Regions from separate parts of the Homo sapiens genome. Here region 2 is linked to region 1. The links are chromatin loops, found by intact Hi-C in ENCODE. Cell type or tissue: ascending aorta. All regions are shown on one strand. Links, peaks and the distances in the headings refer to the core of each region. The heading gives the core; the rest is flanking DNA. Region 1 has its middle 23 kb from the start of SRRM3. Region 2 holds the start of FPASL (fibroblast proliferation associated lncRNA).

Region 1 (15,751 bases), core at 5,201-10,200:
GACTACAGGTGCCCGCCACTACACCTGGCTAATTTTTTGTATTTTTTAGTAAAGACAGGGTTTCACCGTGTTAGCCAGGATGGTCTTGATCTCCTGACCTCATGATCCACCCGCCTCGGCCTCCCAAAGTGCTGGGATTACAGGTGTGAGCCACCAAGCCCGGCCGAGCTAATTTTTTTTGTATTTTTAGTAGAGACAGGGTTTCACCATGTTACTAGGCTAGTCTCAGACTCTTGACCTCAAGTGATCACCCACCTTGGCCTCCTGAAGTGCTGGAATTACAGGCGTGAGCCAACGCTCCCGGCCTAAATGTTTTTTCTTTATTTATTTGAAGAAGTTCTTTATATGTGAAGCTCATTAACCTTTTACCTGCCACGTGGAGTGTGTCATTTGTCTTGTTTTTGATTTTAAAAAACTATTCATTCCTAGATGGGCATTACCCTTATTAAACAACGAATAGAATATGTGATATCCAATGATACATTTAAGACAAGACAACCAATATCTTGATGTACATAAAGACAAACTTCAGAAGACAAATATTAAATGTTTTAACATACATTTGAATAAACTTTACTTACAAATTATTTAACTGGAAAAGGAATTTGTGTTCAAAAAATGTTTTCACTGATGGAAAAATAAATCTAACAAAACCAATATGTGAAAACATTGATTTACAAAGCCAAAATATATTATATCTTAGTTTCATTTCCTATATACCCTCAATGAGGTCTCCTCTTTTTTTTTTTTTTTAACGGAGACAGAGGTCTCACTATGTTGTCCAGGATGGTCTTGAACTCCTGGCCTCAAGTGATCCTCCTGCCTCGGCCTCCCAAAGGACTGGGATAACAGGGCTGAGCCACTGTGCCTGGCTGAGGTTCTCATTAAAAGAAAATAGGCTAGGCGCGGTGGCTCACACCTGTAATCCCAGCACTTTGGGAGGCCGAGGCGGGCGGATCACGAGGTCAAGAGATCCAGACCGTCTTGGCCAACGTGGTGAAACTCCGCCTCTACTAAAAATACAAAAAGTAGCCTGGCGTGGTGGCAGGCGTCTGTAGTTCCAGCTACTCGGGAGGCTGAGGCAGGAGAATGGCGTGAACCCGGGAGGCAGAGCTTGCAGTGAGCCGAGATTGTGCCACCGCACTCCAGCCTGGATGACAGAATGAGACTTTGTCTCAAAAATAAAAAAAAAAGAAAATAAAGGCCAGGAGCGGTGGCTTATACCTGTAATCCCAGCTCTTTGGGAGTCTGAGGTGGGTGGATCACCTGAGTTCAGGAGTTTGAGACCAGCCTGACCAACATGGTGAAACCCCATCTCTACTAAAAATACAAGAAATTAGCTGGGCCTGGTGGCAGGCACCTGTAATCCCAGCTACTCAGGAGGCTGAGGCAGGAGAATCGCTTGAACCTGAAAGGCAGAGGTTGTAGTGAGCTGAGATTGTGCCACTGCACTCCAGCCTGGGTGACAGGGCAAGACTCTGTCTCAAAATAAATACACGCCCATGCCAGGCCGGGCTTGGTGGCTTACTCCTGTAATCCCAGCACTTTGGGAGGCCAAGGTGGGTGGACCTCTTGACCCCTGGAGTTTGACACCAGCCTGGGCAACATAGTGAGACCCTTGTCTCTACAAAAAATAAAAAGTTAGCCGGGCGTGGTGGCTGGTACCTGTGGTCCCAGCTACTTGGGAGGCTGAGGTGGGAGGATTGCTTGAGCCTGGGAGGTCAAGGCTGCAGTGAGCTGTGATTGCACCACTGCACTCCAGCCTGGACAACAGAGTAACACCTTGTCTCAAAAATACAAACATGAGGCCAGGCACGATGGCTAATGCCTGTAATCCCAGGACTTTGGGAGGCTGAGGCAGGCAGATCACCTGAGGTCAGGAGTTTGAAACCAACCTGGCCAACATTGTAAACCCCGTCTCTACTAAAAATACTAAAAATAATTAGCCAGGTGTGGTGGCACATGCCTATAGTTCCAGCCACTCAGGAGGTTGAGGCAGGAGAATCACTTGAATCCCGGAAGCGGAGGTTGCAGTGAGCCAATATTTGTGCCATTGCACTCCAGCCTGGGCAACAGAGCAAGATTCTGTCTCAAAAAAAAATACATGGATGCATATATACATATACATACATACTACATGCATACATACATACCAACACCAGGTTCAATGCCTGTCCTGAGTGCCCACCAGACCCTGCCCCCAGCAATCAGCTTGGCTACCATCCACCAACACCCCCCAAGCACGTTCTGACCTCTTAGGAGCAGGGGTGGGCCATTTCTCCCAGAATCCCCAAATCATATCAGGCCTCTCCCCGCAGTTCTCTTGGAGGGAGGGAATTAACCAAATCATCCGTCCCAGGGTTCCTGCCACCTTCATTCCCCAGCCCCCAACTCCAGATTCTTAAGCCTTTCCAGGCCCTGCAGGTCTCAGTCTCCCACAAGCAGTGATCAAAACCCCACTGTGTCAAGCTCAGGAGCCCTAGAGCTCCCAGATGGTTAAGAAGGGGGATCCCCAGATGGTTCACCCCAGGACAGGGAGCACATACCTGGCTCGGCCAACCCTGGAAATTGTGGTCCCTGGAGATAGCGCATGGGGAATCTGTCTTCCTGGTGGAGATGGGGAGCACCATCCTGGGGGCCAGGGGCTGATGGGGACAGGGATGCCTTCTGCAGTGGCGCCCGCGGTGGGCCCCGACCGCCTGGAGGGGCAAGGCTGGGGCAGGGTGGCCCTGGACTTGGCTGACAGGTGTCATTTCCTGCTTCCCTTCACAGGTCAGACAAGGGCAGCATGTCTGAAGACTGCGGGCCAGGTGAGAAGGAATAGGGCCCACTGTGTATGTCATGGTCCGGGAGGGCAACCACCAGCCCTACCCGGCAGCCTTGGCGGGGAGCTCAACTCAGCCCATGAGCCTGGAGTGCTAACGAGCCTCCTCTGCCCACCTGCATCTCCCAGGCCTCACAGCGCTGAGGTGCAAGGCATGCTGGGAGCTTACTGGGGTCGGGGACATGGAGAGCTGGGTGCTGGCCATCACCACTGCCTCCTGTTGATGCCTAGACCCAGGCCCCAGGATCTTGGACCAGCAGCCTCCCCTCTAGGGGGTCTTAGTCACTGGGTCTGTAAATTGGAGCCTCTAAGCCTGGCCTGAGGGCCCCCCTGACCTCCAGTTCTGGTCTGGGCAGGAGCCAGGGGACTGACATGACTTGTCCTAGGTAGGGCCTCAATAACAAGTTACAGACAACAGAATGTTCTGGAAAGACTCACTCTGCCCAGTCAGGCTTGTGCCAGACTTGACCAGATCCTTCCTTTCCTCCTTGCAGGAACCTCTGGGGAGCTGGGTGGGCTGAGGCCGATCAAAATTGAACCAGAGGTTCTGGACATCATTCAGGTCACTGTCCCAGGTAAGGGACGGGCGTCTGACCACCCCCTGCAGAAATCAGGGCCGTATCGTTAGCCTCCCGAGGGTCTGCCCTGGTGAAGAAGAGGCCTCCAGGCCACTGTTTCTCTCCGTGGATTCTGAGAAACATCAGGGTATTGTGAATGCTTTTTCTGGCCACATCTGTCCCCTGCATTGAGAATCAGCGTTCTCAGCTCTGACCTTCCAGAAGGTCCCCTCAAACTTCACCTCCCTGGCTTGGCTTCCCTGGGATTTGTGAGGCTGGTGAGAAGAAAAAGGCATGAGCGTGAGAGGCTCTGAGTTGGACCCTACCCCCTGCCCAGCCTCATTTTCCACATCTTCAGAGGAGAGGGTAGATTTGGGCACTGGATCCTCAGTATGGGGTGACTGTCAGAAGCCAAGAGGGTGCCGGGCACAGTGGCTCATGCTTGTAATCCTGGCATTTTGGGTGGCTGACATGGGAGGATTGCTTGAGGCTAGGAGTTCAAGACCAGCCTGGGCAACATAACAAGACCCCCATCTCTACTAAAAATACAAAGAGTTAACCAGATGTGGTGGTGTGTGCCTGTCAGTGTAGCTTCTCAGGAGGCTGAGGCAGGAGGATCACTTGAGACCAAGAGCTGGAGGCTGCAGTGAGCTGTGATCGCACCACTGCACTCCAGCCTGGGCAACAGAGTGAGACCCTATCTCAAAAAAAAAAAAAATGACTGGGCGCAGTGGCTCACGTCTGTAATCCCAGCACTTTGGGAGGCCGAGGCGGGCAGATCACCAGAGGTCAGGAGTTTGAGACCAGCCTGGCCAACATGGTGAAACCCCATCTCTACTAAAAACACAAAAATTAGCCAGGCATGGTGGCTCACGCCTGGTAGTCCCAGCTACTCGGGAGGCTGAGGAAGGAGAATCGCTTGAACCCAGGAGGCAGAGGTTACAGTGAGCCGACATGGCGCCACTGCACTCCAGCCTGGACGACAGTGTGAGACTCCATCTCGAACCAAAAAAAAAAGAGAGAAAGAAAAAGACCCTTGCCTGTGGGGAGACTGGGCTGGGTGGTCCCTGAAGGACTGTGACAGGAGTATGACAGGCAGAAGACACCCATGTCATTTGGAGTTTTGTCTTCAGATGCCTTGCCAACCTCTGAGGAAATGACAGACTCAATGCCTGGGCACCTGCCATCGGAGGATTCTGGTTATGGGATGGAGACGCTGACAGGTAAGAAATGGACCTGGGCTGGTGGTGCTTAGGACTCATCTCCCCAGGGAGCAAACGGAAAGGGGTGGGCCAGGCAGGCCCCAGACTTTTCTTGATTTTGACCGCCTCTAGTAGAGGAAACCCAATATATGCCTGACCCCAATCCAAGGCTGGGTTCCTTTTGGAAACCTCAAGTAGGCTCTATTTATTTATTTAGAGACTTTGGAGCAATCTCAGCTCATTGCAACCTCCGCCTCCCGAGTTCAAGCGATTTTCCTGCCTCAGCCTCCTGAGTAGCTGGGATTACAGGCACGTGCCACCATGCCTGGCTAATTTTGTATTTTTAGTAGAGACAGGCTTTCACCATGTTGGTCAGGCTGGTCTCGAACTCCTGACCTCAGGTGATCCACCCTCATCAGCCTCCCAAAGTGCTGGGATTTTAGGCGTGAGCCACCACACCCGACCATAGGCCCCATTTCTAACAAGGCCCAGCATGCTTCCCAGGAGCCACCTGTTGGGATTAATTTGTCCGTTTATCCAACAGCTATTTATTGAGCATCTATTGTGTACCAGGTCCTGTGTAAGGAGCTGGAGACAAAGCAGTGAACCAAGCAGAAGTACCCACCTCCTGGGGTGCACATCTGCCTGTGAAGAGATAGATGGATAGTAAGCAAATAAGTAAAATAGGCAGGCTAAGGTGGCTCATGCCTGTAATCCCAACACTTTGGGAAGCCAAAGCGAGGGGATTACTTGAGGCTGGGAGTTCAAGATCAGCCTGGGCAACATAGAGAGACCCATCTCTTAAATGTTTTGAGATGGAGCCTTACTCTGTTTCCCAGGCTGGAGTGCAGTGGCGCGATCTCAGCTCACTGCAACCTCCGCCTCCTGGGTTCAAGCACTTCTCCTGCCTCAACCTCCTGAGTAGCTGGGATTACAGGTGCCCGCCACCATGCCTGGCTAACTGTTTTGCATTTTTAGTAGAGGCGGGGTTTCACCATGATGGCCAGGCAGGTCTCGAACTCCTGACCTCAAATGATCCTCCTGCCTCGGCCTCCCAAAGAGCTGGGATTACAGGCGTGAGCCAACGCACCCTGACTCAACAAATATTTATTGAGCACCTACTGTGTACTAGGTCCTGCACAAGGCGCTGGGGAAAAAGCAGTGGACCAAACAGATGTCCCCACCTCCTAGGGTACACATCCTCATGTGGAGAGATAAACAGTAAGCAAATAAGTAATATAAGCAGGGCAAGGTGGCTCACGCCTGGCTCACCTCCCAGGAAGGCCCTCAAAAGGGCTCTGGCAGCTTTGCCCCCTACACAGGCATGAGACACAGGGGTTGAGATTCCTGGCCCTGTGGCACCGGGTGGCCTTACAGCAGCCATGTCTCTGCAGCCAAGGCCATTGGCATCTCGGAGCCCGTCAAGGTGCCATACTCCAAGTTTCTGATGCACCCGGAGGAGCTGTTTGTGGTGGGGCTGCCTGAAGGCATCTCTCTCCACAGGCCCAACTGCTTCGGGATCGCCAAGCTCTGGAAGATTCTGGAGGCCAGCAACAGCATCCAGTTTGTCATCAAGAGGTAAGGCCCGACCAGGTCCACGGGAGACAGCACCGGGCCTGCTCAGCACCCAGGGTCAGGAGCAGCACCAAATTGCCATCAAGCGATTTTTGTGCCTCAGCCACCCGAATAGCTGGGACCACAGGTGTGTGCCACCATGCCCAGCTAATTTTTTGATTGATTGATTAATTGATTGGTTGGTTGATTGATTTTATTTTTTTAGAGATAGGGTCTGGCCATATCGCCCAGACTGTTCTCAAACTCCTGGACTCAAGCCATCTCCTGCCTGGGCCTCCCAAAGTGATTACAGGCGTGAGCCACCGTGCCTGGCCACTATTTCTTTCTTTTTTTTTTCTTTAGACAGAGTCTCACTCTGTCTCCCAGGCTGGAGTGCAGTGGTGCAGTCTTGGCTCACTGCAACCACAGCCTCCTGGGTTCAAGCAATTCTCCTGACTCAGCCTCTTGAGTAGCTGAGACTACAGGTGCCTGCCACCATGCCCGGTTAATTTTTGTATTTTTAGCAGAGACGGGGTTTCACCATGTTGGCCAGGCTGGTCTTGAACTCCTGACCTCAGGTGATCCGGCCACCTCAGCCTCCCAAAGTGCTGGGATTACAGGCATGAGCCACAGCGCCCGGCCTTTGTTTTGTTTTTGAGATCAGGTCTCCCTCTGTTTCCCAGGCTGGAGTGCAGTGGTACAATCATAGCTCACTGCAGCCTCCACCTTCCAGGCCCAAGTGATCCTCTTGCCTCAGCCTCCTGAGTAGCTGGGACTACAGGCATATGCCACCACACCTAATTTTTTTTTTTGTAGAGTCGGGGTCGCTCTATGTTGCTCAGGCTGGTCTCCAACTCCTGGATTCCTCCCACCTCAGTCTCCCAAAGTGCTGGGATTACAGGCATAAGCCACCCACCAGGTGGAGAACCAGTCTTTAAATAACAGAGTGTGGGAGTAGGGGGCGCCCAGGGCGAAGGTACTTAGACAGCAGAAGAGTCCATCCAGCAAAGAAGCTGCTGTTAAGTCCTGGGGCCACCCAGCCACGCTGGGTAATTATAAAGAAAGCAAGTCTCGAGTCTCGTCTGCGATCGCGGACGGGATGAACAGCGTAACCTAGAACAACCCTGACCTCCACGAGGAGGACCTGGTCTCCCGCAGGCCACAACTCCCCCGCAGTTCCCGCCTGCTGCCTGCAGAGGGAGCCAGAGGCTGAGGCTGCACCAGCCCTGCTCCAGCCCCGGGAGGTCACGGTCGGCAGAATGCTCATTAGCATTCCAGAGCCAAATCCAGCTTCCGGCTCTGTCTGGTCTCTGCTCATCTAGGCAGGAGGGACAGCCGCCTTCAGACGGCGAGAAGGGAGGCCGGAGTGGATCCAGGAGGGCGGTGGAAACCGGAGACACAGTATCGGTGCAGGAAGTGCAGAAGCTGTCATCTTGCCCAAGAGAAGCAAGGCAGAGACCAAGCACGGTGGCTCACGCCTGTAATCCCAGCGCTTTGGGAGGCCCAGGTGGGAAGATCCCTTTAGCCCAGTTCAAGACAAGCCTGGGCAACATAGTGAGACTGCCCCCCACCTCCCATGTCTCTACAAAAAATTTAAAAATTAGCCGGGGATGGTGGTGCATATCACCCATATACCCAGCTACTTGGGAGGCTGAGGCAGGAGGATTGCCTGAGCCCAGGAGATGGAGGCTGCAATGAGTTATGATCATGCCACTGCACTCCAGCCTGGCCAAAAAGCCAGATCCTGTCTTAAAATTTAAAAACAGAGAGAGGAGCAAGGTGGTGCCCCACAAGATGAATTGTCAGGGAAACTTCCATTAACCAGGTAACCTTGACTCCCTCCTGGCTCCACTGCCCTGTGGGGACAGCAGGGACAGGACATTCCTGCCTGACATGCCCAGGGGATAGGGATCAATTACTCCAAACTCAGGGTGGGAGGAAGCTGCTGGGGACAAGGAGGGAGAGCTGGAGCCTGCCCTGCAGCCACTATGGATGTCTGCAGTAATCTCCATCCAGAGGCCGGGCATAGTGGCCTACTCCTGTAATCCCAGCACTTTGGGAGGCTGAGGCGGGCAGATCACGAGGTCAAGAGATTGAGACCATCCTGGCCAACAGTGTGAAACCCCATCTCTACTAAAAGTACAAAAAATTAGCCAGGCATGGTGGCGTGTGTCTGTAGTCCCAGCTACTCGGGAGACTGAGGCAGGAGAATTGCTTGAACCCGGGAGGTGGAGGTTGCAGTAAGCCAAGCTCGTGACACTGCAGGGGGCCTGGAGACAGAGCAAGACTCTGTTTCAAAAACAAAAATAGGCCAGGCGCAGTGGCTTACGCCTGTAATCCCAGCACTTTGGGAGGCGGAGGTGGGAAGATCACGAGGTCAGGAGATCGAGACCATCCTGGCTAACATGGTGAAACCCCGTCTCTACTAAAAATACAAAAAAATTAGCGGGGCGTGGTGGCAGGCGCCTGTAGTCCCAGCTACTAGGGAGGCTGAGGCAGGAGAATGGCATGAACCCAGGAGGCGGAGCTTGCAGTGAGCTGAGATTGTGCCACTGCACTCCAGCCTGGGTGACAGAGCGAGACTCCATCTCAAAATACAAATAAAAATAAATAAATAAATAAATAATAAATAAAAAAATTAAAATCCCCATCCAGGCGCTGGCAGGCTCTAGCCTACAGGGGGCTGGGCCCGGGTCTCCCGGTGCTTGCCTCTGTGGGTCCCAGTTCCTAATCTCGTAGGGCTTGAGATGGAATTCCTCAGTTTCCCCACTCGCAGAGGCTGCCCACATCCCGCCCCTGCCTGCGCCCTGGCCCCCACGGACTCATAACTTGGGGCGAACTTCCTGCATCAGCCAGAGCTGGCCAGCCAGAAATGAGTTCTTTTCCTCCTCTTAATTTTCTTCTAGTTGCTTAAGTTTCCTCGCAAAGTCTAAGGGGGTCACCCTGGGTCAGGCAGAACAAGATGCTGAGAGATAGGACCAGGTGGGCTGATCTGGGGCTGGTTTGTACCAGCACAGCAGATGTGATTGTGAGATGGGGAAATGTCTGAACTGACTCATCAACAGTGGTGGCCCCAGTCTGCAGATCCTCTCCTGCGACCCCCCTGGGAGCCCCCCAACCCCACCCCACCCATGGAAAACAGTAATCTTAACAAATGACATTTGCAAAGGCCTTGTTTCCAAATGAGGCCATATTCTGAGAAACTGGGACTTAGGACTTCAATACATGAATTTTTAGGAATAAAATTCAACCCATCCCACTAAATATATGGAGTAAAAAGTTGAGAGCACCCTACACACAATACACATTCCAAAGGCAATTTCCATCTTCATTCTAGATGTTTGTCCTTCGAGATCTTTTTCTATTCATTGATTTGTTTATTTATTTGAGACAGGATCTTGCTCTGTCGCCCAGGCTGGAGTGCAGTGGCGCGATCTCGGCTCACTGCAACCACTGCCTCCCGGGTTCAAGCGATTCTCCTGCCTCGGCCTCCGGAGTGGCTGGGATTACAGGGATGCGCCACCATGCCATACTATTTTTTGTATTTTTAGTAGAGATGGGGTTTCACATTGTTGGCCAGGCTGGCCTCGAACTCCTGACCTCAGGTGATCCACCCATCTCAGCCTACCAAAGTGCTGGGATTACAGACATGAGCCACCTCACGTGGCCTAGTGAGTAATTATTTTAATAGCACAGTAGGCCAGGCGCCATGGCTCACACCTGTAATCCCAGCACTTTGGAAGGCCGAGGTGGGCGGATCTCGAGGTCAGGAGATCGAGACCATCCTGGCTAACACAGTGAAACCCCGTCTTTACTAAAAATACAAAAAAAAAATTAGCCGGGCGTGGTGGCGTGCACCTGTAGTCCCAGCTACTCAGGAGGTTGAGGCAGGAGAATTGCTTGAACCCGGGAGATGCAGGTTGCAGTGAACCGAGATTGCACCATTGCACTCTAGCCTGGGCGACAGAGTGAGACTCCGTCTCAAAAACAAAAACAAACAAACAAAAAAACCAGCGTCCTCCCTGCAGATGAGCAGGAGATCGAAGGGCCCAAGAATAAGGTGCTGACCCCCAGCACACACCCACAGAGCTGCCCCCTCCCCAACCAAGCTTTGGCCCAAAGGGAGGGTCCCAATGCAGGGCTTTGGAGTGGTTTCCCAGTGGGTTCACTATTCCCTATTCTCTCCGCAAGGCCAAAGCTAATAAACGAAGTGCTGATCTGCCTCCAAAGCCTCTCCCCAGCCTATTAGATGACAACAGATGTGTATCGTAGGATTCCATATATGGGGGTAAAATGTATTTGCAGTTGAATATAAAAGCATAGAGGCTGGGCACGGTGGCTCGTGCCTGTAATCCCAGTACTTTGGGAGGCCAAGGCAGGAAGATTGCTTGAGCCCAGGAGTTCGAAACCAGCCTGGTCAACATAGTGAGACCTCGTCTCTATCAAAACTAAAAAAATTTTGCCAGGTGTGGTGGTGTGTGCCTGTAGTCCCAGCTACTTGGGAGGCTAAGATGGGAGGATCACTTGAGCTGAGGACCTGGGGTTGCAGGGAGCTATGATCGAGCCACTGCACTCCAGCCTGGGCGACAGAGCAAGATCCTGTCTCAAATAAATAAATGAATCAACAAATAGAAAAAGGTCTTGAAGGACAAACTTCTAGAGTGGAGATGGAAATTGCCTTTGGAATGTGTATTGTGTACTGTCAACTTTTTACTCCATGTATTTAGTGGGATGTGTTGAATTTTGTCCCTAAAAAGTCATACATTGAAGTCCTAACCCCCAATTCCTTAGAATATGGCCTTATTTGGAAACAGGGTCTTTGCAGATGTCATTTGTTAAGATGAGGTCGTGCTGGCGTGGCGTGGGCCCCTAATCTAATGTGACTGGTGTCCTTATAAGAAAAGAAGAGGGGCCAGGCACGGTGGCTCACACCTGTAATCCCCGCACTTTGGGAGGCCAAGGAGGGTGAATCACTTGAGGTCAGCCTGGCCAACATGGCAAAACCCCATCTCTACTAAAAATACAAAAATTAGTGGGGCATGGTGGTGCATGCCTGTAATCCCAGCTACTTGGGAGGCTGAGGCAGGAGAATTGCTTGAACCCAGGAGGTGGAGGTTGCAGTAAGCCAAGATCGTTCCAATGCACTCCAGCCTGGGTGACAGTGACAGAGCAAGACTCTGTCTCAAAATTAAAAAAAAAAAAAAAAAGGAAACAGAGGGCTGGCATGGTGTGGTGTGGTGTGGTGTCTCACACCTGTAATTCCAGCCCTTTGGGAGGCTGAGGTGGGAGGATCACTTGAGGCCAGGAGTTTGAGGCCAGCCTGGGCAACATAGCAAGACCCCATCTCTAAAAAATAGCCAAGTGCAGTGATGCACACCTGTAGTCCCAGCTATTCAAGAGGCTGACGTGGGAGGATTGCTTGAGCCCAGGAGGTCAAGGCTGCAGTGAGCTATGATTGTATCACTGCACTCTAGCCTGGGCAACAGAGTACGATGCTTTGAAAAAAAAAATTTAAAAAAAAAGAGAGAGAGAGAGAAGAGACAGAGACAGCCACAGTGACACAACACCCAGGGAGAAGATGGCCATGTGATAATACAGGCAGAGATGCAGTGATGCTTTTGCAAGCCAAGCCACACCAAAGACTGCCAGCAAACACCAGAAGCTCTGGGAAAGGCCTGGAAAAGATCCTCCCTCACAGCCCTCAATAGGAAGCAACCCTGCTGGCACCTGGATTTCAGACTTCCAGGCTCCGGAGCTGTGCGACAGTAAATTTCTGTTGTTTAAGCTGCTCCGTTCATGGTACATTGTTCTGCCAGCCCCAGCACACGAATACACTTTGTACAGTGAAATATTGCACAGTGAGAAGTCCCTCCTAATAAGGATCAGAATATACAAGAAGTATTCCTTGTGAAATTAGAATTCAAATATGCGGCTAGTCGCGTTGGCTCACGCCTGTAATCCCAACACTTTGGGAGGCCAAGACGGGCGGATCACCTGAGATCAGGATATCGAGACCAGCCCGGCCAACATGGCGAAACCCCAGCTCTACTAAAAATACAAAAATTATCCAGGTGTGGTGGTGGGCACCTGTAGTCCCAGCTACTCGGGAGGCTGAGACAGGAGAATTACTTGAACCCGGTAGGCGGAGGTTGCAGTGAGCCAAGATCGTGCCGCTGCTCTCCAGCCTGAGTGACAGAGCAAGACTCCATCTCAAAAAAAAAAAGCCGGGCATGGTGGCACATGCCTGTAATCCCAGCTATTTGGGTGGCTGAGACAGGGGAATTGCTTAAACCCAGGAAGTGGAGGTTGCAGTGAGCCAAGATCATGCCACTGCACTCCAGCCTGGGCGACAGAGCAAGACTCTGTCTCAAATAATAATAACAATAAATAAATAAATATTTTTTAAAAATTTAAAAATAAAAAGCATGTCATCAAGTCAACCCCTTACTCTAACATGGCTCCCGGACTTGTGTGTGGGTCTTGGCATTTAATGCAGCAACCCCTTATGATTACCCTGGTTTTTGTTTGTCTGTTTGTTTGTTTTCTAGAGACAGGGACTCAATCTGTTGACCAGGCTGGAGTGCAGTGGTACAATCATAGCTCACTGCAGCCTCGAACTCTTGGCCTCAAGTGGTCCTCTCACCTCAGCCTCCCAAGTAGCTGGGACTACGGCCACACACCACCACACCTGGCTAATTTTTTAAAAAATGTCTTGTAGAGACAGGGTCTCACTATGTTACTCAGGCTGGTCTTGAACTCCTAGGCTCAAGCGATCCTCCTGCTTCGGCATCCCAAAGTGCTGGGATCACAGGTATGAGCCACCATGCATGGCCATTTAAGGATTTTGAGATGGGAAGGTTCTCCTACAAATCCCAGTGGGCCCAATGTAATCATAAAGGTTCTCCTAAAAGTGGGCAGGAGGGTCAGAATCAGAGAAGGAGATGTGACCCCAGATGCAGGCCAGAGAGAGAGAGAGAGAGAGAGAGAGAGAGACAGAGAGAGAGAGATTTGAGGATGCTGCAGTGCTAGCTCTGAAGATGGAGGAGGGAACCATGAGCTGAGGGATGCAGCCAGCCTCTAGGAGGTGGAAAAGGGAAGGAAAAGAGCTCTCTGCGACAGCCTCCAGAAGGAACACAGCCCACGGACACCTTGGTATTTATTTTATTTTATTTTATTTTATTTTTTATTTATTTTGAGACAGACTCTCACTCTGTCACCCAGGCTGGAGTGCAGTGGTCTGATCTCAACTTACTGCAACCTCCGCCTCCCGGGTTCAAGCAATTCTTCTGCCTCAGCCTCCTGAGTAGCTGGGATTACAGGCGTGCGCCACCACGCCCAGCTAATTTTTTATTTTTAGTAGAAACAGGGTTTCACCATGTTGGTCAGGCTGGTTTCGAACCCCTGACCTCGTGATCCGCCCACCTTGGCCTCCCAAAGTGCTGGGATTACAGGCATGAGCCACTGCGCCTGGGCTGCCCACTATTTTTATTTTATTTATTTTTATTTTTTATTTCTTTTTTTTGAGACGGAGTCTCGCTCTGTCACCCAGGCTGGAGTGCAGTGGTGCGATCTCGGCTCACTGCAACCTCCACCTCCCGGGTTCATGCCATTCTTCTGCCTCAGCCTCCTGAGTAACTGGGACTACAGGCGCCCGCCACTACGCCCAGCTAATTTTTTTGTATTTTTAGTAGAGACGGGGTTTCATCGTGTTAGCCAGGATGGTCTCGATCTCCTGACCTCATGATCCGCCCATCTTGGCCTCCCCAAGTGCTGGGATTACAGGCGTAAGCCACCGTGCCCAGCCCTGCCCACTATTTTTATATTTTATTTTATTTTATTTTATTTTATTTTATTTTATTTTATTTTATTTTATTTTTGAAATAAGGTCTTGCTCTGCCTCCCAGGCTAGAGTGCAGGGGTGCAATCATAGCTCACTGCAGCCTGGACCTCCTAGGCTCAAGCAATCCTCCCACCTCAGCCTCCCAAGCAGCTGGGATTGCAGGCATGTGCCACCATACCCAGCTAAACATTTTATTTTTTTGTCGAGATAGGGCTTTGCTATGTTCCCCAGGCTGGTTTTAAACTCCTAGGCTCAAGCAGTCCTCCTGCCTTGGCCTCCCAAAGTGTTGGGATTTCAAGTGTGAGCCACGATGCCCAACCTTCTGCCCACTTTAGAGCCATTTCACTCCCCCTAGCTGGCCTCTTTGTCCCAAAAACCCCTGCGTGTGCTTTGTGTCTCTCCCAGGCCCAGCAGGGACAGCTCTGGCAGGAAGCCACGGTAATCCCCTTTCCGATTCTCGGACCCCTCCCCACCTTCCTGGAAGCCCCAGGCCGGCCTGGTACCTCTAAGGAGAAGCCACACGCATGCCACCCTGTCCCTCTGACTGGAGCCTCCCATCATTGTGTGGAGCCCCCTCCTCCCTAAGCCACCAGATCCACCTCAAGCCCCACCTTGCTGCCTAAAAATAACACCTTCGCGTCCTGCTGGCTCCCCAATCCCTCCCTGCCCCGGGATCCTTCTGGTTTGTATTCTCCCAGCTGGCTGTGAGCTGTGAGCCGGCGCCAGTGTGCCAGGCCGACCGCAGGCCCGGAATTAGGTTAACTCCGCTGCAGCCCTGGAGGGAGGTCGCCTGTTTGGGGCCGTGGTTGCGGGTACTGAAAATGCTCCCTTCATGGGCTGGGGCCTGATTCTGTGTTGGGGGAAGGCAGTGACATGTGCCTGGGTGTGTATGTGTCGGGGGCTGGGTACGGTAAGCTTTGACAGTGGTGACTGATGGCAGATATACCCCAGGCTGGGCTGAGCTCGGCTAAAATGTCTGGCTCAGAAAAGAGGGGTGCAGTGGGACCCTCCCAGCTCCTGCTGCAAACCCTAGAGCAAACCCTGGAAATGTCTGCACGCAGAGCATCTTGTCGCCTGGAATCTTCCATCTGCCATCTCACAGAGTCCCAGGAGGCCTCTGAGGGAGGCTGTTCACCCCACATTACACATGGAGAGGCAGAGAGGCGCTGCCCTGAAACCGCCTTTGCAAAAATTACCACAGTGAGAAAATTATGACAGTGAAGGAGATCTGATCTAACCAACCCCCATCTTGCCTTTTTTATTTTTATTTTTTTATTTTTATTTTTTTTTAAGACAGGGTCTCATTCTGTTGCCTGGGCTGCAGTGCAGTGGCACAATTATGGCTCACTGCAGCCTTGACCTCCTGGGCTCAAGTGATCCTCCCACCTCAGCCTCCCAAGTAGCTGGGAACACAGGTATGTGCCACCATGCCCAGCTGAGTTTTGTAGAGGTGGGGTCTCGCTATGTTGCCCAGGCTGGTCAAAAACTCCTGGGCTCAAGCAATTCTCCCACCTCAGCCTCCGAAACTACTGGAATTACAGGCATAAGCCACTGCGCCTGGCCAGGTTTTTGCATTTCTGACGACTGATTGCTTCATCCAGACCCACCAACTGGCCATGTATCCCCACCCAGATGTGCACTTCCTGGCCCCCCAAACTATCCTCAAAAAACCCTGGCCTCCAAATTTTTGGGGAGATTGATTTGAGTAGTAATTCCATCTCTTATGTGGGGTGGCCAGCCTCATGTCAATTACACTCTTTCTTTTTTTTTTTAA
Region 2 (15,751 bases), core at 4,484-9,483, 140 kb after region 1:
ATCATAGCTCTAAGTGTCCCTGATCTGGCTGGGCGTGGTGGCTCACCCCTGTAATCGCAGCACTTTGGGAGGCTGAAGGGGGCAGATTAGCTGAGGTCAGGAATTCAAGACCAGCCTGGCCAACATGGCAAAACCCGTCTCTACTAAAAATACAAAAATTAGCCGGGTGTGGTGGCGCACGCCTGTAATCCCAGCTACTCAAGAGGTTGCAGTGAGCTGAGATCAGGCCACTGCACTCCAGCCTGGGCAACAGAGCAAAACTTTCAGGAAAAAAAAAAAGTGTCCCTGATCTGTAAATGTGTAGTGGAAACTATAGAAAGGCACTGCAGGCTGGGCGCAGGGGCTCACACCTGTAATCCCAGCACCTTGGGGGGCCTAGGCAGGAGATTTACTTGACACCAGGAGTTAGAGAGCAGCCTGGGCAACATAGCAAGAACTCATCCCTGCAAAAAAAGAAAAAAAAAATTAGCCACATGTGCTGGTGCGCACCTGCAGGAGGATCACTTAAGCCGAAAAGCTAGAAGCTGCAGTGAGTTATGATCACACCACTGCACTCCAGCCTGGGTGATAGTGCAAAACCTTGTCTCAAAAATAAATAAATTTAAGAAAAGCAAAGAAAAGGTGTTTCCGGCTGGGCACAGTGGCTCACACCTGTAATCCCAGCACACTGGGAGGCCAAGGCAGGAGGATTACGAGGTCAGGAGTTTGAAACCAGCCTCACCAATATGGCCAGGCGTCGTAGCACGCCTGTAGTCCCGGTGAGTCCAGAATTCGTGGGTTCTTGGTCTCACCGACTCAAAGAATGAAGCCGAGGACCTTCACGGTGAGTGTTACAGTTCTTAAAGGCGGCGTGTCGGGAGTTTTTTCCTTCTGGTGGGTTCATGCTCTCACTGGCTCAGAAGCGACGCTGCAGACCTTCACCGTTGAGTGTTACAGCTCTTAAGGCGGCGCATCTGGAATTGTTTGTTCCTCCCGGTGGGTTCGTGGTCTCGCTAGCTGAAGAGTAAAGCTACAAACATTCACGTCAAGCGTTACAGCTCTTAAAAGCGGTGTGGACCCAAAGAGCGAAACAACAAAGCTTCCACACTGACGAAGAAGACCCTAAGTGGCTTGCTACTGCTGGTTCGGGTAGCCTGCTTTTATTCGCTTATCTGGCCCCACCCACGTCCTGCTGATTGGTCCATTTTACAGAGAGCCGACTGGTCCATTTTACAGAGAGCTGATTGGTCCGTTTTGACAGGGCTGATTGGTGTGTTTACAATCCCTGAGCTAGACACAAAAGTTCTCTACATCCCCACTAGATTAGCTAGATAGAGAGTGTGGACACAAAGGTTCTCCAAGGCCCCACCAGAGTAGCTAGATACAGAGTGTCGATTGGTGCATTCAGAAATCCTGAGCTAGACACAGGGCGCTGATTGGTGTGTTTACAAACCTTGAGCTAGATACAGAGTGCCGATTGGTGTATTTACAATCCCTTAGCTTGACATAAAGGTTCTCCACCAGACTCAGGAGCCCAGTTGGCTTCACCCAGTGAATCCTGTATGGGGGCCGCAGGTGGAGCTGCTTGCCAGTCCCGTGCTGTGCGCCCGCACTCCTCAGCCCTTGGGTGGTCGATGGGACTGGGCGCCGTGGAGCAGGGGGCGGTGCTTGTCAGGGAGGCTCGGGCCGCGCAGGAGCCCACAGCGGGGTGGGGAGGCTCAGGCATGGCGGGCTGCAGGTCCCGAGCCCTGCTCTGCTGAGAGGCAGCTAAGGCCCGGTGAGAAGTCGAGCACAGCAGCTGCTGGCCCAGGTGCTAAGCCCCTCACTGCCCGGGGCCGGCGGGGCCGGCCGGCTGCTCCAAGTGCGGGGCCCGCCAAGCCCACGCCCACCCGGAACTCGCGCTGGCCCGCAAGTTCCACGCGCAGCCCTGGTTCCCGCCCGCGCCTCTCCCTCTACACCTCCCCACAAGCTGAGGGAGCCGTCTCCGGCGTCGCCAGCCCAGGAAGGGGCTCCCACAGTGCAGCGGCGGGCTGAAGGGCTCCTCAAGTGTCGCCAAAGTGGGAGCCCAGGCAGAGGAGGCGCCGAGAGCGAGCGAGGGCTGCGAGGACTGCCAGTACGCTGTCACCTCTCACCAGCTACTCGGGAGGCTGAGGCAGAAGAATCGCTTGAACGCAGGAGGCAGAGGTTGCAGTGAGCCAAGATTATGCCACTGTACTCCAGCCTGGGCAAAAGAGCGAGACTCCGTCTCAAAAAAAAAAAAAAGAAAAGAAAAAGAAAAGGTGTTCCCCTCCATGCCCCAGTGGACTAATTCGTTTGGGCAGGTACCTTTCCCAGAAACTGGCTGGCCCAACCCTTCAGCTTACAGAGGGGAACTTGAGGCCTGACTGGGACTGCATTTGGCCAGGGTCACCCAGCAGGTCTGGGCAGGGCAGGAGCAGGGTGCGTGCACTCCACCCCAAAGGGTGCACTGTTCTACCCATCAACCGATGCCCTGGGTGCCAGCGCTGAGGAGGCCAGGGATGGAGACCCACGCATAAGCAGAGATCACTCCATTCCTGGCACGCTCCTCCTGGTCGAGACCTCTGGTTCTCTTTCCCTTTCCAACTCGCCAGGTGACTTTGGACCTCGCTTTGCCCATCTAACTGTGCCTCCCAAGGACGAGCCATATTTTCATGGGCTGCTTACAAGAGACAGCCCTGCCAACCGCCAGTTGGTGCTGGGAGAGTTGGCAGTGTGACAAATGCCGGGAATCCCTGGCTTGGCTGAGAAGGGACGGCTCTGGATCAATAACAGACTCGTGGGATGGCCTCGGGCAGGAGCACGAGGGTGGCAGAGCCTCCCTGGCTGGCCTGCAAACAAAAAGCAAGTGTCCAGCCAGGGCTCTCGACTCAGCCCAGGGAGAAAAGAGCACAGCTGGGGACCCTGGGAAAAACAGACTCCCTCTGGGCGGGGTTCCTATAGCATAACAGCCCCTCCCACCCTTCTTCTCAGCTGGGTACAGCAGCTGCCCTGCCTAAGATGACAGTGATGGTATCAGCAGCTGACTCTGGTAGAAGGAAGTCTTCCCCCTCCCTGCCCACCGCCCCAGGACTGAACAAGGGGGCAGAGCCTGCCAGGAGGGATTGGGGTTAAAGAATGAATCAAGGCCAGGCGCAGTGGCTCATGCCTGTAATCCCAGCACTTTGAGAGGTTGAATCGGGAAGATCGCTTGAGCCCAGGAGTTCAAGACCAACCTAAGCAACATAGTGAGTCCCCATCTTTACCAAAAACGTTTTTAAAAATTAGCTGGGGCTGGACACAGTGACTCACACCTGTAATCCCAGCACTTTGGGAGGCTGAGGCAGGTGGTTCATCTGAGGTCAGGAGTTCAAGACCAGCCCTAACCAACATGGCGAAACCCTATCTCTACTAAAAATACAAAAATTAGCTAGATGTGGTGGTGCTTGCCTGTAATCCCAGCTACTCAGGAGGCTGAGGCAGGAAAATCGCTTGAACCTGGGAAGCAGAGGTTGCAGTGAGCCAAGATTGTGTCATTGCACTCCACCTGGGCAACAAGTGTGAAACTCCATCTCAAAGAAAAAAAAAAATTCTGAGCATGGTGGCATATGTTTATAGTCCCAGCTACTCAGGAGGCTGAGGCAGGAGGATGGCTCGAGTCCAGGAGGTTGAGGCTGCAGTGAGCTATGATCATACCACTGCATTCCAGCCTGGGCAACATAGTGAGACTCTGGCTCTACTAAAAATAAGAAATTATCTGGGCACGGTGGTGCCTGCAGTCTGATCTACTTGGGAGGCTAAGGCGGGAGAATCTCTTAAGCCCAGGAGTTCGAAGCTACAGTGAGCTATGGACATGCCACTGCACTCCAGCCTGGGTGACAGAGCAAGACCTTGTCTCTAAAAAAAATAAAGAATTGATTGAGGCGGCAGGAGTAGCTCCATGTTTAGGAAAAAGCCAGCCGGGCGAGGTGGCTCACACCTGTAATCCCAGCACTGTGGGAGGCCGAGGCAGGCGGATCACCTGAGGTCAGGAGTTCAAGACCAGCCTGGCCAACAGGGTGAAACCCCATCTCTACTTAAAAATACAAAAAATTAGCCAGGCATGGTGGCGGATACCTGTAATCACAGCTACCCTGGAGGCTGAGGCAGGAGAATTGCTTGAACCCAGGAGGCAGAGATTGCCATGAGCTGAGATAGCGCCATTGTACTCCAGCCTGGGCAACAGAGCAAGACTCCATCTCAAAAAAAAAAAAAAAAAAAACCAGGGAAAAAGCCCAGGGCTGGGGCCAGACCTTGGTTTGGGCCCGCTGCACCCTGGCGGAGACATGGGCTGGGGTGCAGCCTGGCCCTGGGCTCAGTTTCCATTCTGAGACTTCACTTCTGGGGGACCTCTGGTTGTCTGTTGGTGTTGTCAGTCCCATGCAGGGTGACGATCTAGGGGGAGTCATGAATAGTGGAAGCTACCCAGGTCCCCTAACAATCGTAGGAAGACCAAAGTCCCAGGGGGACTTGAGGATATGCAGATATTTCTGTGCATGACCAACAAGGGCCTGGGTGAGAAAGGCCTTCAGTCTGGCCCCTGACCCCACTAAGTAACCCCTTTTTTCCCTATGTCGTTCTGCTCTCCATATGATGGGCTCCTCAAAGTCCTCTTAGGAATGGCTGGGAGCGTCTATGTCTTCAGGCTGGTGGGACCACAGGATAAGGAGGTTGAAAACTTAATCAGGTGGATGGATGACAAAGAGGTCACTCCCGCCGGGTGCAGTGGCTCACACCTGTAATCTAGCACTTTGGGAGGCCGAGGCGGACGGATCACTTGAGCTCAGCAGTTCAAGACCACCCTGGGCAACATGGTGAAACCCAGTCTCTACCAAAATACAAAAAAAATTAGCCAGGCATGGTGGTGGGTGTCAGTAGTCCCAGCTACTCGGGAGGCTGAGGCATGAGAATCACTTGAGCCCGGGAGGTGGAGGTTGCAGTGAGCCAAGACTGAGCCACTGCACTCCAGCCTGGGTGACAGAGCGAGACTCCATCTCAAAAAAAAAAAAAAAAAAGGTCAGCCAGCGCAGTGGCTCACACCTGTAATCCCAGCACTTTGGGAGGCTGAGGCAGGCAGATCACGAGGTCAGGAGTTCAAGACCAGCCATGACCAACATGGAGAAACCCCATCTCTACTAAAAATACAAAATTAGCCAGGTGTGGTGGTAGGCGCCTATAGTCCCAGCTACTCAGGAGGCTGAGGCAGGAGAATGGCATGAACCCAGGAGGCAGAGGTTGTGGTGAGCTGAGATAGTGCCATTGCACTCCAGCCTGGGCAACAAGAGCAAAACTCCATCTCAAAACAAAAACAAACAAACAAACAAACAAACAAAAAAGAAATCACTCCCTTCTTTGGGTTCACCTACCCTCTCTTGGCCCTCATGCCCTCACTGGACCCCTCGTGAGTTCCCATCTGCCCCACTGATTCTGTCCCTCCCTGACTCAGCTCCACTACCTGACTGTACCCCTCCCAACACCAAGTCCCTCCTCGCACAGGAAATCCGTTCTTTCTTTCTTTTTTTTCTTTTCTTTTTTTGAGACAGAGTCTCGCTCTATTGCCCAGGCCAGAGTGCAGTGGTACCATCTTGGCTCACTGCAGCCTCCTCCCAATGGGTTCAAGTAATACTTGTGCCTCAGCCTCCAGATTAGCTGGGATTACAGGTGTGCACCACCATACCCAGCTAATTTTTGTATTTTTAGTAGAGACGGGGTTGCACCATGTTGGCTAGTCTGGTCTTGAACTCCTGACCTCAGGTGATCCGCCCGTCTTGGCCTCCTGAAGTGCTGAGATTATAGGCATGAGCCACCGTGCTTGGCTTCTTCTTTTCTTTTTGTTTTCTTTTTTAGAGACCAGGTCTCACTCTGTCTCCAGGCTGGAGTACACTAGTGAGATCATAGCTCACTGCAACCTCCAACTCCTGGGCTCAAGCAATCCTCCTGTCCAGCCTTCCGAGTAGCTGGGACAACAGGTGTGCGCCACTATACCTGGTAAGTTTCTAATTTTTTGTAGAGATGCGGGTCTCACTATGTTGCCCAGGGAGGTCTCGAACTCCTGGAATCAAGTGATCCTCCTGCCTCCACCTCCCAAAGTGTTGGGATTACAGATGTGAGCCGCCTCACCTGGCCTTTCTTGGAGTTCACCCGTCTTCCCTGAGCTCCCACCCCATGACTGCACTTCCTCACTTCCCCACTCTCCCCTCCCTTGTTTGAGGCCCCTCCCCTCTCTGAATTCCACCCCACCTGTCTCTGAACCCTGATGCCCAAACTATCCCTTTGTAATTCCTCCCGTGGCCCCAAAGACCCCTCTTCTCCAGGTCTGCCCAGCCTGAAAGCCTTGAACCCTGGGAGCAGCCCCACAGACCGATCCCCTCAGCAGGGGGTAGTGGGCTCTGGGTGGGAGAAAGATAAATCAATCCCCACCCGGGCTCAAGTCAAGATCAGGCAGGAAGCCTCAGCCCCTCCCACACGGAGGATGGAGCTGTGCGCAGGCAGGCCCGAGACTGCCCCCTAGAGGACGCCCTGGGGTTTGCGGACCCACATCGCCCCACTCCCAGGCCCAGATAGGACAGTAAGCGACTGCCCCCTGGTGCCCTCCCAGAGAGGATGAATTCCTCAGGCACCAACACTGCCCAGTCCAGAACCTTCAGGAATCTCTGCCCAGGTTCTGAGCCCTGTAGAGCGCAAACAGGGGCAATTGACTTGGTCTTGGCCAGACGCAGTGTCTCACACCTGTAATCCCAGCACTTTGGGAGGCTGAGGCGGGAGGATCGCTTGAGCCTAGGAATGTGAGACCAGCCTGGACAACATAGTGAGATCCCTTCTCTACAAAAAAAAAAAAAAAAAAAGGAAAAAGTAGCCGGACATGGCATGGCAGTAGGTGCAAACCTACAGCCCCAGCTGCTCGGGAGGCTGAGGTGGGAGGATTGCTTGAGCCCAGAAGCTTGAGGCTGCAGTGAGATATGATCACAACACTGCACTCCAGCCTGGAAGACAGAGCGAGACTCTGTTTCTTATAAATAAATAAATAAATAAATAAATAAATAAATAAATAAATAAAACAAAGAGACAAGCCGGACATGGTGGTTCATGCCTGTAATCCCAGCACTTTGGGAGGCTGAGGCAGGTGGATAACTTGAGGTCAGAAGTTCAAGACCAGCCTGGCCAACATGGTGAAACCCCGTCTCCACTAAAAATACAAAAATTAGCCAGGTGTGGTGACGGATGCTTGTAATCCCAGCTACTCGGGAGGCTGAGGCAGGAGAATTGCTTGAACCCAGGAGGTGGATGTTGCAGCAAGTTAAGATTGTGCCACTGCACTCCAGCCTGGGTGACAAAGCGAGACCCTGTCTCAACAAAAATAAAAAGAGGCCCAGTCTTGAAAAACTCTGACACCTCCCCACTGCCCCTCTCCCCAGCCCCACACCCAGCACGCCTTTAGCCCGGTTCTCCTCTGCCCTGGGCTTCAGTTTCCAAGGGCCTTCAAGCCTCCCTGAATTTCCCTCCTGGAAGACCCAGCCCACTCTCTCTGCCTTGGAAGGGTCTGGCAGCCAAGGCCTGAGCCCGGGCTCCTGCCCCACCCTGTCACACCCTCTGCTGCAGGGGGGTTGACCACTGTTTCCACTCTGATCCTAATCAGAACTGGCACATTTTAGGAGGCACCTGCTAGCTGCCAATCACTCGTTAGCTTATTAAATCCTCATAGCAACCCCACTCCACTGAGCGGCAGCACGGGATCGCAGTTATGGTTGCAGGAACTCATGTCACACTGCCTGGGTTCAATCCCACTTGGCCACTTACTTCTTAGCTGTGGGACCTTGGGCATGTTGCTAAGTCTCAGTTTCCTCATCTGCAAATGATGCAACTATATGAATTAATACCTAAGAAGTATTCTTTTTTTTTTAACTGAGTTTCATTCTTGTTGCCCAGGCTGGAGTGCAGTGGCACTATCTCGGCTCACCGCAACCTCTGCCTCCCGGGTTCAAGCGATTCTCCTGCCTCAGCCTCCCGAGTAGCTGGGACTACAGGTACCTGCCACCACACCCGGCTAATGTTGTATTTTTAGTAGAGATGGGGTTTCTTTTTTTTTTTTTTTTGAGACGGAGTCTCGCTCTGTCGCCCAGGCCGGACTGCGGACTGCAGTGGCGCAATCTCGGCTCACTGCAAGCTCCGCTTCCCGGGTTCACACCATTCTCCTTCCTCAGCCTCCCGAGTAGCTGGGACTACAGGCGCCCGCCACCGCGCCCGGCTAATTTTTTGTATTTTTAGTAGAGACGGGGTTTCACCTTGTTAGCCAGGATGGTCTCGATCTCCTGACCTCATGATCCACCCGCCTCGGCCTCCCAAAGTGCTGGGATTACAGGCGTGAGCCACCGCGCCGGGCCGAGATGGGGTTTCTTTATGTTGGTCAGGATGGTCTCTAACTCCCGACCTCAGGTGATCCACCCATCTCGGCCTCCCAAAGTGCTGGGATTACAGGCATGAGACACCATGCCTGGCTTTTTTTTTTTTTTTTTTGAGACAGGATCTTGCTCAGTTGCCCAGGCTGGAGTGCCATGGCACCATTACAGCTCACTACAGCCTCGAATTCTTGGACTCCAGCTACCCTCCTACCTCAGCCTCCCAAGTAGCCGGGACCACAAGCATTTGTCAATATGCCTGGCTAATTTTGTAATTTTGGTAGAGATAGGATCTCGCTATGTTGCCCAGGCTGGTCTGGAACTCCCAGTCTCCAGCGATCCTCCTGCCTCAGCCTCCCAAAGTGCTGGGATTACAGGCTTGAGCCTCTGCACCCAGCCACTGTGAAGTCTTTAGAAGGCTGCTGAGAGCCGATAGTAAGCACTCAGTCACTGCTAGACATTTTTGAGGTAGGTTGTATTATTCTCGTTTTACAGATGTAGAAACTGATCCTCTAAAAGGCTAAATACCTTGAGAGGTTATGTCACCTAATTAGGACATGGTGGGATGAGAATCCAAATCCTGAGCTCTTAAGCTTTTGTCCCCCAACAGCCCTTTATTCAGAAAATGAAACATTGGGTCGGGCACAGTGGTTTTCACCTGTAATCCCAACACTTTGGGAGGCTGAGGCTTGAGGTCAGGTACTCGAGACCAGTCTGGGCACCACAGTGAGACTGTTTCTACAAAAAAAATTTAGAAATCAGCTGGGTATGGTGGTGCACACCTATAGTCTCAGCTACTCAGAGCCCAGGATTTGGAGGCTCCAGTGAGCTATGATTGCACCACTGCACTCCAGTACAGCCTGGGCAACAGAGTGACACCTTGTCTCTAAAAAAGAAAGAAAAAGAAAATAGACATTGCTGAGCGACAGAAATCCCACCTTTCTAAACAGTCAGCAACCTCACTGGAGCTGATTTTTAATTCCTAAATCCAGCCTTGATAGTGACTTGGGCAACTCAACTCCCTCTCGGCCTGGGATTATACAACTCTATGTCAGGAGATGGGAAGCGGGGAGACTGGGTGTCTTTATTCCATTTCTGACATCTTTCAGGACTGATGATGGGGGAGGGCCCTGGCCCTGGCTGGCAGCCACTGTTCGATTCAGTTATCATCATCAGGACCGTGGGAGGGAAGGGTATTGGAGCAGAGGACCTTGAAGGGCGCACAGGAGGCTGATGGGGCTGTAACACCTGGGGCATGAGGGCAGCGGAGGTTGGACAGGCAGGTTGGGACCTAGCTGTGGAGGGCCTGGGATACCAAAGAGAGGCAGGACCTGGCCTCAGTGTCGCCAGGACACCAGATCTGCCCCCTCCCTCACTGTTGCACCATGGCTCCCGCGTGTAAAGTGATGGAACCCGTCAGACCCAGGTAGCCACCAGAAACCGCCCAGCTGTTGTGTGCATCGGGGGCCAGGAGTTTCCTCTTCTGCAATCTGGGAACAACGCAGACCTCCCAGGGCTGTTTTCAGAAGCAGAGATGTGTAGGTAAGAAAGGATAGCCAACCAGTACGGGCCGGGACACGAGAGATCACGTCATTATTCAGATGGAGAAACTGAAGGGCAGGCGTGGGACCAAGGGCCCACCACGAGCCCAAGGCTCCATCCTCCCAAGCACGTAACAAAGGTGGAGGCGGAAGACGGAGGAGAGAGAAGCGGGTGAAGTTGGGAGATAAAAGCTCCCCAGTGGCTGGAGGGCGGGATCTGCAACAAATGAAGCCCCGGGGCCGCTAAGCGGGCCGATTTCGGGGCAGGGACCCAGGCCCTAGCAACAGTCCGACCATTGGCGGAGCGGGGACACGCTGGCCTGTGATTGGCTCTTGCCATGCCCGAGGGGAAGGCGGCCGCCCCCGGGGCGGGGCTACATACACAGCCGTGGTCCCGCCCGGCCCACATCCGGGCTTCCGCGTAGTCCGGGCGCCCTGGCCTCTGCACCGTCCTAGAAACCTGTCTTACGTCGAGGAACCCGGGGGACAGAGGCGCGCCAGTGCACGCCGGGGCCAGGGACGAACGGCTCGCCAATGCAAAGGAGGCCCCTCGGGGAGACGGCAGGCAGCAAAAGGCTTCCTTGGCCGGGGGTCTGGGCGTTTGGGGAGGGGAGGTGCTCAGAGATAGGGCCGAGGATGGAGCTCCCAGGTGGGTTGGAGGCGGGGGTGGCTGGGCTCGAGGACGCTGTTGGAGTCCGGGGTCTGGAAGAGGCGATCCCCGGGAAAGCCAGCTTCAGAGCCGGGAAGGGTCGGCAGGGGACCTACTGCAAGAGCCCCCAGGTTGGGGTAGGGAGGGGGCCCAGACCTGGGCCGGGAGGGATGCTGAATCCCCCGACCTAGCTCTGGGGCTTTGCAAACCAGCATCACTGCAGCATTTTGTGGCTCAAGGAATGGGGCAGGGCGGCCAGACCAGCTGTGGCTGGTGCGTGCGTGAGGCCCTGAGGGATGCGGCCAATGCTATTTTGCTGTTTTGTACTTACTCAGTTTCATTTTGGCTCTGTCGCCACTAGGCGAAAGAAATCGAAGTGCTAACATACCACGGGGAGCAATGATTATTACTCAATGTGGCCCCGCCCCAGCAGCGGGAGGTGGCATCTGTTTGACCTTGGAGACTTGGACGGTATTTAGGGAGATTACATGAAAAAAAGACTCACCCCACAATGCTTGCAGTCAGCTACAAGCTGCCTTGTCCTTCATACCTTTTAGCCTTTATTTCCTGAGTCTATCTTGTCTGTTTCTAATGTAGTCTCCTGATTTAGGGCAAGAGAATATTTCTCACTCTTGGTCTGCCCACTACCCACAATCCTTGTCCGAGGATTTACTCGGCAAACTTAGCAGGCAAAACCCCTTGTCAACTTAACACTAAAAAATACCGTCTCTTGGAAGGCAGTCTGCTTTGATAAACCTAATGGAATAAAAAGTGAGTTTGCTATCTGGCTTTAAAGAACATAACCCAGCTGGGCATGGTGGCTCACACCTGTAATCCCAACACTTTGGGAGACCGAGGCAGGAGGATCGCTTAAGCCCAGGCGTTCAAGACCAGCCTGGGCAACATAGTATAGTAAAACCCAGTCTCTACAAAAAGAATTTAAAAATTAGCCAGGCCAGATAGCCCAGCTACTTGGGACGCTGAAACAGGATTGCTTTGAGTCCAGCAGGTGGAGGCTGCAGTGAGCTATGACTGCACCACTGCACTCCAGCCTGGTCAACAGAGCGAGATCCTGTCTCAAAACAAAACAAAAAAACTGACAACCAATGAAACCTCATCTCTAAAATCTGGCTTCAGGTTAAGTGAGTAAAAAGAGGCTTTCTTGTGGCCAGGCACGGTGGCTTATGCCTGGTAATCCCAGCACTTTGGGAGGCCAAGGCGGGCGGATCACGAGGTCAGGAGTTCAAGACCAGCCTGGCCAACATAGTGAAACCCTGTTTCTACTAAAAATACAAAAAAATTAGCCAGGCATGGTGGTGGATGCCTGTAATCCCAGCTACTCGGGAGGCTGAGGCAGGAGAATCAACGTGAACCCAGGAGGCGGAGGTTGCAGTGAGCTGGTATCACGCCATTGCACTCCAACCCCGGGCAATAGTGCGAGACTCCGTCTCAAAAAAAAAAAAGGCTTTCATTTATCTTCTCAGCTCCTACAAGCCAATGAGTGGTAGGGTAATTTGCCGACCACAGTGGGAAGAACTAATTTAACACCAAGATTGTGATTCCCCTAGTGTAGATCCAGTATGAAAGAAGTGTCTCAGGCATGCTTCTGGTTCCTGAGTTAACTCTAGTGAATAAGGTGGGCTGTGCTGTCTCCCCACCTCCCCCAGGCATAGGGGCAGAACAGCTGCAGACCACCAGGACCCAGTGGGCCAAGTGAGGATGTGAGTCAAAGCCAGTGCTTATTAAACCACCTAATACTGTACTTTTCCCATCCAGGGGAGGCAGGAGAGGATTGAGGAGGCAAATCCCCGAGCCCAGAAGACTCCAGTCAGAAAACAAGATGGTCCCCATGGGTAGTGGCCAATCCCTCTGGCCTTTCAGAGCAGTGGCTTTGGCCTTGTCCGCTTAGGTAACAGGCTCTGCTGCTGGTAGTTGCTTAAGAGCACAGAGTAGCCGGGCGTGGTGGCTCACGCCTGTAATCCCAGCACTTTGGGAGGCCGAGGTGGGTGGATCACAAGGTCAGGAGATCGAGACCATCCTGGCTAACATGGTGCAATCCCGTCTCTACTAAAAATACAAAAAATTAGCCGAGCGTGGTGGTGGGTGCCTGTAGTCCCAGCTACTTGGGAGGCTGAGGCAGGAGAATGGTGTGAACCCAGGAGGCGGAGCTTGCCGAGAGCCAAGATCGCACCACTGCACTCCAGCCTGGGTGACACAGCGAGACTCCATCTCAAAAAAAAAACAAAAAAAAAAAAACACAGAGTGAACCAGTGAGAAGGTTAAATGGAGGAGAAAGCAAAGTTCTTAAGACAAAAAAAGTACCCCAACAAGGGCAGGAAACAAGCTAAATGACATAGGCACAGACAACTGGACAAACCCAGAACGTGGGGCCTTGAGACTGTCAAGTAGCCTGGTCTCAAGCCATTATCAGGCCCAGGCGTGGTGGCTCATGCCCATTAATTCTAACACTTTGGGAGGCCAAGGTGAGAGGATCACTTGAGGCCAGAAATTCAGGAACAGCCTAGACAACATACCCATCTTTACAAAAAATAAAAATAGATTTATTGGAAGGCCATGTTGAAAAAAAAAAAAGAAAAAAATTAGCCGGAAGTGGTAGTGCAGCCCTGTGGTCCCAGCTACTCGGGAGACTGAGTTGGGAGGACTGTTTGAGTCCATGAGTTGGAGGCTGCAGTGAGCTCTGATTGTCCAAAGCACTCCAACCAGGGCAACTGAGACCCTGTCTCTTAAAAAAAAAAAAAAATAGGCAAAGAAATCTAATATTGAAATGCAATTAATGAATTTTAATTGGAGTCTAGGTGGTGCGGGAGGGGGATTGGAAAAAGCTATCAAATGCATTCTGAGGACAATTTGGAGAAATTTGCATATGGGCTGATATTAGGGAATTATTAATTGGGTGATAACAGTATGGCGGTTATATTAGAGAATGTCCTTTTTTTTTTTTTTTTTTGAGACAGGGTCTCACGGTTGCCCAGGTTGGAGTGCAGTGGCGTGATGTCAGCTCACTGCAACCTCTGCCTCCTGGGTTTAAGCAATTCTTGTGTCTCAGCTTCCCAAGTAGCTGGGACTACAGGCACGAGCCACCACACCCAGTTAATTTTTTTGTATTTTTAGCAGAGACAGGGTTTCGCCATGTTGGCCAGGCTGGTCTCGAACTGCTGACCTCAGGTGATCCGCCCGCCTCGGCCTCCCAAAGTGGTGGGATTACAGGCGTGAGCCACTGCGCCTGGCCGAGAATGTCCTTTTTGTAAGGAGAAATATGAACATTGGGAGTAAAATGCCAACAGTGACTTTCAAGGTTCCACAACCCATAGAGGAATTTATCTGCCATATCAAGGAGTGGGTCTGTAGCCAATCACTGTAACGTTCTTTTCAATTTTTGTGTTTGGGATTCAAGTGCCCCAATACCACCTAACTACCCTTTAAATGGAATTAAATATTCTAATTCAAGATATCTGTTTTGGGACCACCAAATTTCAACTATCTATATTTAAAATCACAAGGCCAGAGTCACATCAGTGCTCAAAGGCAGCAAAAATCCTATTTCAAGCTCAACCAAATTAGAAGAATGGATGGCAGTAGTTACCTCTAAGAATGGCAATTAATGGGTGATCAGGTAATGGGCATGCTGGGAAGAGTTTCTGATAAACCAGGGGTCTGCAAACTACTGGCCAGAGGGTAAATATGTCAAGCATTGTGGGCTGTATACGGCCGCCTCACACTTTTGTAACGTGTGTGCACTGCCAATTCAAAAAATAAAAACCAGCTGGGCACAGTGGCTCATGTCTGTAATCCCAGCACTTTGGGAGGCTGAGATGGGAGGATTGCCTGAGGCCAGGAGTTCAAGACCAGCCTGGGCAGTATAGCAAGACCTCAATTCTACAAACAATCCAAAAATTAGCCAGGTGTGTGTGGTGGTGGTACGCACCTATGGTCCCGGCGACTCAGAAGGCTGAGATAGGAGGATCATTTGAGCCCAGGAGGTAGAAGCTGCAGTGAGTTGTGATCATGCCACTGCATTCCAGCCTGTGCAAGAGTGAGATTCTGTCTTTCCAAAAAAAAAAAAAAAAGGCCCCAAGTCATAGTGTTCCTCAAATTCCTACGGCCTTTCCTCTCCAATACTCTGGATAACAGGATAACAGAGTGCCACGTGAGTCCCTTACATAACCTGAGATGTCTTGACTCATTGTCTTGCCAGTGTGATCCAGCTACTCTCACCCTAACTCCTCACTGACCACAGCGCTGTGTGGTTAATGAGAGGTACAGCTTGTGGCCATTCAGATTCAACCACGTTTATCCACATCAGAGTTGGAAAATTCAAACCAGTGGGCTAATTAGCAAGCTGGTATGCCACATGTTAATGTTCTGATTAGGCTGGTGACCACTGATTGTCAACTCCTAGAACAGGGTTACCCAGCTAGTGCTCAGAAGGTTGTTTCTCTGAGTAGGCTTTGGGAACTGTGCACCCAGGAGGGAGGTGCCATTCTTAGCCACTCAAATCACCCAGTGAATCAACATGCAGTTTCAGCTGACCAGAGCAGAGGCCAACGCATGTGGTCATCACACATAAATAGAGTGGAGGAAAACTGCTTTCATGCTTTGCTGTACTAGAAGGTCCCACTGAATTACATTTATGGCCTCTCCACTCTACCCCTGACCTGAAGTTCTTGGAATGGAGACCTCTGATGTTTCACACTGTTATTTTTAATCACCTTTCGGACAAAGTATCAGTTTTTGTTTGTTTTTGAGATGGAGTCTTGCTCTGTTGCCCAGGCTGGAGTGCAGTGGCAGGATCTTGGTTCACTACAATCTATCTTCTGGTTCAAGCGATTCTCCTGCCTCAGCCTCCCAAGTAGCTGGGATAAAAGGCGCGTGCTATCATGCCCGGCTAATTTTTGCATTTTTAGTAGAGACAGGGTTTCACCATGTTAGCCAGGCTGATCTTGAACTACTGGCCTCAGGTGATCCGCCTGCCTCGGTGTCCCAAAATGCTGGGATTACAGGTATGAACCACCACACCTGGCCTAGTATCGGTTATTTTTAAAATTCTAGAATGCACTAAAAAAGAGGCAAAAAAGACCTTTACCACTGGTGCCTGATCTACAGACTGATTTAATTCATGTAGTATGAGG

What was found. A loop is a pair of places that touch in the nucleus more often than their neighbours do. Peaks named below come from ENCODE experiments on the same cell type or tissue, not always from the same donor. Only the 100,000 strongest peaks of a DNase experiment are listed, where the experiment ranks them.
Region 2: a loop joins it to region 1, with 16 times the contacts of the local background. A loop is called at or near these places in 94 of 110 quality-filtered maps.

Annotation. Positions count from the first base shown.
Region 1 is chr7:76,170,967-76,186,717 of GRCh38, forward strand. It overlaps the pseudogene LOC100420548. Among named protein-coding and RNA genes, the nearest start is that of SRRM3, 23 kb to the right of the region's middle. RefSeq lists an enhancer at 14,559-15,224. In ascending aorta, for the core only: a CTCF peak has its summit at 7,334 (motif pointing right); a DNase peak (open chromatin) is centred at 7,345; H3K4me3 peaks cover 372 bases.
Region 2 is chr7:76,307,890-76,323,640 of GRCh38, forward strand. FPASL (fibroblast proliferation associated lncRNA) reads left to right here and starts at 10,358. Exons shown (of 2, transcript NR_186616.1): 1 at 10,358-12,558; 2 at 13,830-14,397. RefSeq lists enhancers at 6,383-6,677, 9,228-10,224, 9,697-9,876, 10,225-11,221 and a silencer at 10,157-10,396. In ascending aorta, for the core only: a CTCF peak has its summit at 6,551 (motif pointing left); a DNase peak (open chromatin) is centred at 6,542; H3K4me3 peaks cover 67 bases; H3K27ac peaks cover 493 bases.